Linked DNA regions of Homo sapiens: region 2 is linked to region 1. A link is an interaction called in ENCODE POLR2A ChIA-PET data of the cell type or tissue named here. Cell type or tissue: Panc1. All regions are shown on one strand. Links, peaks and the distances in the headings refer to the core of each region. The heading gives the core; the rest is flanking DNA.

What was found. Peaks named below come from ENCODE experiments on the same cell type or tissue, not always from the same donor. Only the 100,000 strongest peaks of a DNase experiment are listed, where the experiment ranks them.
Region 2: POLR2A ChIA-PET joins it to region 1 with 11 read pairs; 6 of 35 experiments call an interaction of 5 or more read pairs at or near these places.

The regions. Positions count from the first base shown.
Region 1 is chr1:11,107,752-11,110,661 of GRCh38, forward strand. It overlaps MTOR (mechanistic target of rapamycin kinase), which reads right to left. Exons shown (of 58, transcript NM_004958.4): 55 at 1,898-1,978; 56 at 1,539-1,619; 57 at 430-535. Among named protein-coding and RNA genes, the nearest start is that of EXOSC10, 9.3 kb to the left of the region's middle. In Panc1, for the core only: no CTCF peak of the experiment used is centred there; no DNase peak of the experiment used is centred there.
Region 2 is chr1:11,235,817-11,238,726 of GRCh38, forward strand. MTOR (mechanistic target of rapamycin kinase) reads right to left here. Exons shown (of 58, transcript NM_004958.4): 12 at 2,586-2,801; 13 at 2,027-2,232. Among named protein-coding and RNA genes, the nearest start is that of MTOR, 25 kb to the right of the region's middle. In Panc1, for the core only: no CTCF peak of the experiment used is centred there; a DNase peak (open chromatin) is centred at 1,345.

The DNA of each region.
Region 1 (2,910 bases), core at 176-2,675:
CAAAGCACACCCCAGAGTGGCCCTTGAGGTTAGACTCCCAGATCATAAATCTGTCTTTTTATCTCCTTCTCTCTGTCACTGCTCTAGCTTTTTCTTTCCTTCGCCCTTCCTGTATCTCTGCACTGGACTGACAGCAAAACCCAAAAGGAACCCCTCACAAACAAACAAGCCTTGCCTATTCTCCTGAACCACTTATCTTAATGTAATTTTAATTTTAGTGTTTGCCTTCCAAGTATGCATCCATATTTCTCAGTTTCTTTTTTTATAACAATGGGCACATGCAGTAAATATGAATTTTTAAAGAGATCTGAGCTCTAACTGCCCTTTACAGATACCTCACCAAATCTCTTTTTGCTACTCTGGCTTTGGGGCCTAGGCTTGGGACCTGATTGCTTATTTTAACAAAGTCACTTTGAGAGCCCCACTCACCAGCCAATATAGCACTGGCAGAGGTTTTCATGGGATGTCGCTTGTTTGATGAGCAGCTCAACTTGCGTTGGAACATCCAAAGTGTCATCATGAGAGAAGTCCCGACCTAGCACAGGAGGAACAAAAACATTTCACTCTCTTCCTGGCAATCGATGCACTTCTTGTTCCCTGTGGGCTTAACTGTCTATGCCAACAGCTTATCGTCAGACATGAAGATGAAGGATACCATCATAGTTGGATTTGAAAAGTTTGGCCAGGTGCGGTGGCTCACGCCTGTAATCCCAGCACTTTAGGAGGCTGAGGCAGGCAGATCACCTGAGGTCAGGAGTTCAACACCAGCCTGGCCAACATGGTGAAACCCTGTCTTTACTAAAAATACAAAATTAGCCGAGTGTGGTGGCACATGCCTGTAGTCCCAGCTACTTGGGAGCCTGAGGCAGGAGAATCACTTGAACCTGGAAGGTGGAGGTTGCAGTGGGCCAAGATCGCACCACTGCACTCCAGCCTGGGTGACAGAGCAAGACCCTGTCTCAAAAAAAAAAAAAAAAAAGAAAAGAAAAAAAGAAAAATTCGGCCGGGTGCGGTGGGTGAATCACTTGAGGTCAGGAGTTTGAGACCAGCCTGCCCAACATGGTGAAACCCCATCTCTACTAAAAACACAAAAAATTAGCTGGGCGTGCACCTGTAATCCCAGCTACTCGGGAGGCTGAGGCAGGAGAATTGTTTGAACCTGGGAGGCAGAGGTTGCAGTGAGCCAAGATGGAGCCACTGAACTCCAGACTGGGCAATAAGAGCAAAACTGTCTCAAACAAACAAAAAAAAGACATGATTAAAAAACACTTCTCTGAATTTGGCTGATTTTGGACCCAAAAGAAATTTATTCACCTCCTGAGTTAAATGAGATTAAACTAACATTAAGTACTGTTATCAGTCATCAGAAAGAAGAATCAGAGACAATGTTTAACTGATGACCTCAAAGACACTCTTTGTCAGCTGCATGGTGCCAAAGCTCGTCACTAACACCACTGGACATGGGGCTGACCACCACTCAGAGAGGAAAGTGTGCTCAGATTTTATGTCCCTTTTAAGTAAACACATGACACACTCACCAGTGAGCTTATCTCGAACCCTGTTAATAATCTGGATAGCTTTCTTATTTAGGGCCTCTGGTTTCACCAAACCGTCTCCAACTGGAATACACAAAAGTAGAAATAACTGTAAGAATGGGAGCAATACAACAGGTTCAATGGGTGCCCTGTTTTTCTCAAATATTCACTTTTGTAAGTGTTAAGCAATCCTTCCTCTATGTCCGTCTTTGTCCTCAGAATATAATGAGAAATTCATGGAACCTTTTCTGCTCAAAGGCAGTTTTGTTGCTTCATCTTGTTGACCCCTCTCAGGGTATAACACAGCTGCTATTTTCTTAATGAGCTAGTCACTGGTGCGGTTCCTCAGAGGCTGAACTTACTGAAAGAATGAATAGATTCTGGCACTGTGGTCCCCGTTTTCTTATGGGCTGGCTCTCCAAGTTCCACACCGTCCAAAATTTCTATGGGAAAAGAAATCAATTAACAGAAAATTCAAACACCAAAAAGCCACTGTTGGTGTTAGCATCTAATTCTCTACGCACTCTATTCCTTTAACGCCTGCCCTACCTACCCTAAAGGGGAAAAGAGAAGGAAAGTTTTATGTTACTCTTTATGTATTTCAAAGTTTTAAGCTGGACATAGCTGTAATCTCAGCTACTCAAGAGGCTGAGGTGGAAGGATCACTTGAGTAGCTGAGTTCAAGACCAGCCTGAGACTCCATTTGCAAAAAAAAAAAAAAAAATTTTTAAATCTGTAAAGCCATTTTCAAATGTGAGTTAATAATTATTGAAAAAATTTGGTGCTTATCAGAATTGAAACATGGATTTTCAGGCAAATTGCATTAACAAAATAAACTCATAGGAATAAGAACAGGTCAAAAGCCTCGTGACAAAATGTGTTTGGACAAAAACTGATAAAGAAAATTAACTTCGGAATGTGTCACACACAAGGTTGAAATGTTATTCCTTGGAGGAATTTTCATATCAGCTCTGGGTAGAAAAAGTCCTCAGGTGTTAGGTTCACCCTCCACTGATTATGGCTTTTAGCAGAGAAGAGTCTGAAATCAGAATTATGAAGTTTTTTGAATGCTGTCCTTGTACATCACAGACCTTCTGAATGAAGGTAGTGATAATTATACTTCTTTTTTTTTTGAGACGGAGTTTCGCTCTTGTTGCCCAGGCTGGAGTGCAGTGGCATGATATCGGCTCACTGCAACCTCTGCCTCTCAGGTTCAAGAGATTCTCCTGCCTCCCGAGTAGCTGGGATTACAGGCATGCGCTACCATGCCTGGCTTATTTTGTATTTTTAGTACAGATGGGGTTTCTCCATGTCGGTCAAGCTGGTCTCAAACTCTTGACCTCAGGTGATCCGCCTGCCTGGGCCTCCCAAAGTA
Region 2 (2,910 bases), core at 326-2,825, 130 kb after region 1:
ACTAAAAATACAAAAATTAGCTGGGCGTGGTGGCGGGCGCCTGTAGTCCCAGCTACTCAGGAGGCCAAGGCAGGAGAATCGCTTGAACCTGGGAGGTGGAGGTTGCAGTGAGCCAAGATCACACTACTGCACTCCAGCCTGGCGACAGAGCGAGACTGTGTCTCAAAAAAAAAAAAGAAAGAAGATTGCAGCCACGCCTGGCTTGTTGACTGCTATATTCCCAGTGCCCAGCAGTACCTGGAACATAGCATGTGGTCAAAAAGTCTGCTGACAGAATGAACATATTGATATTCTCATTAGGAGGTATTTCTTATTTTTTCCTTTTTTTTTTTTTTTTTGAGATAGGGTCTCACTCTGTCACCCAGGCTGGAGTGCAGTGGCACAATCACGGCTCACTGCATCCACAACTTACCAGGCTCAAGTGATCCTCCCACCTCAGCCTCCTGAGTAGCTAGGACTACAGGTATGCACCACTACACCCAGCTAACTTTCGTATATTTTGTAGAGACGTGGTTTGTCATGTTCCCCAGGCTGGTCTTGTCAAACTCTTGGGCTCCTGTGATCCGCCTGCCTTGGCCTCCCAATGTGCTGGGATAACAGACATGAGACACTGCACTCAGCCGTTTAGGAGATATTTCTACGCCAAATTAATTTAGCATGATTTGAGCTGGCAGGCTCAACAGTGATTTCACGTTTTTTTTTTTTTTTTTGAGACAGAGTCTCGCTCTGTCGCCAGGCTGGAGTGCAGTGGCGCGCTCTCGGCTCACTGCAACCTTCACCTCCTGGGTTCAAGCAATTCTCCCTGCACCAGCCTCCAGAGTAGCTGGTATTACAGACGCCTGCCAACATGCCTGGCTATTTTTTTTTTATTTTTAGTAGAGATGGGGTTTCACCATGTTGGCCAGGCTGGTCTTGAACTCCTGACCCCAGGTGATCTGGCCACCTCGGCCTCCCAAAGTGCTGGGATTACAGGCATGAGCCACCACGCCCGGCCTTCAACAATGATTTCTATTCCTTCCTATAACTGAGGAATGTTTTTAAGACTTAAAATGGCAGGCACTTCTAACGCAGGCCGGCAGTTAAATAAATCATTACGCTAAAAATAGAAGTGCCAACATAAGTACAACTTCCTAATTTGTTGACTGATGATATAATTTACAGCCACTTTATAACAAATTGTGAACAAACATTTCTCTAGAGTGAGTTACATATATTAATGATTTTCTATGTTTAAGTTCCTTATATGTTATAAAAAGTGTTTACTTCAAAACAAACCATGAAGGAGGATCAGGAAGCAAACAGTGAGCAATGGGGACAGGAAATGACTGGGTGAGCAACATAGAGACCCACAAGAGGCAGGTGGAAATAACTTCACCAGGCAGGACTGGTGTATTGGCAGGACTCCATGTATTGCTCACCAGGAGGCCACAGATCTTACTCAGTAGGTGAAGACAAAAACTGAGGAGCCATGTCTCCAGAGCAATTCTACCTTACGCTACAGACCAAGCAGCTGAGCTTGGCATTCTCATATTATTTAAGAACGAAAGCCAGGATCACAGACTGGAGCAATGACTATTAGAACAAATAGTGGAAACGGTCTCACACTGGTTATTTTTGTGAAGAACAACGGCCTCCGTGCTTGACCTGGCACCAGCAAGAAAAGCAGGAGAGCTGAAGGATAGGGAGGCGCTGGGAAGTCTGACACCATCTGCAGCAGATCAACCCAGCAAGCAAAGAGGGCCAAGAAATGGGATCACTGGTGACTTGCCAGGAAAAAGAAAGAGCTGCATGAGAGGACTCTGAACCACCTTAGAGTCATATTGACAAAGGGCTCATGAGGTGATGAGCACTGGAACTGCCATTATAAAGCCAGGGAAACATTTGGACCTTTGCAGACAAATGCGGCTTTTACCAGGTACCTCAATCTTTCTCCCCCATCCTTGTCCTCAACTCCGCTTCCTCAAGCAGTTCTCACAGCGAGAGTCCTGTCTTCCCTGCCTGTGGGTCTGGCCATCACCTCGGTTACCTGGATGAGCATCTTGCGCAGGAAAGGCATGACAAAGGCAGGGTTCATGCTACTGAGTCGGCCCACAGTGCAGATGGCCAGCTCCCGGATCTCAAACACCTGGTCATTCAGAGCCACAAACAAGGCCTGCAAGTTCTCCGCCTGGGCCAGGTGTGCATCAAAGCGCTCGTCCAGGGACGCCAAGACACAGTAGCGAATGTCAGGGTCTGCAAGAGCAATGGAGCCTTTGAACATTTCCTCATGATCCCATCACTCCAGCCCTTCCCAGCTTCTACCTCCACTGCCATCAGCGTAGTGGGAAGATTCCAGATGCTTTTTCTCATCTAACCTCTGTCATTCTTTTCTCTACTCACAAGAGTAAAAGACAAAAGAATTAAAGGTAGATTATCTTACACCAAAGGCTACAGTAGCCATGCCTAACACGCCTTGGCAGAGAAATAGCTGAATATCAGCTTTTTGAGCCGAAGAACTCTAGAGAGGCCATGTAATGAAACTGGCTACTCCCAATTGTCCTAAGCTCCTTAACTCCCCTAGATTCCTTCTGTCTGGCAAGCCTTACCAGGATCTGTTATCCCAACTACGAGCAGTTTGCTAAGCACATCTGCCACCACTTGCACTGCGGTCTGGCTAACCACATGAGCATGGCCACTGATGAGGTGGATGGAGGGTGTGAGCAGGCGGGAGCAGGTGCGGGCAGCCTCCATGCGGATCTCCTTGTGCTCACTGTTCAGGAAATGATCCGCACAGTGGCGAACAAATTGGGTCAGAGAGTGGCCTGGATAGAAAGGCAGAGAGAAAACAGAATAAACACTGCTGCTGTAGACAGGTAGGTCTGCAGCTTGCTAGCTGAATTTTCCATTTTGAGGCTACTAATTCTACTTTCA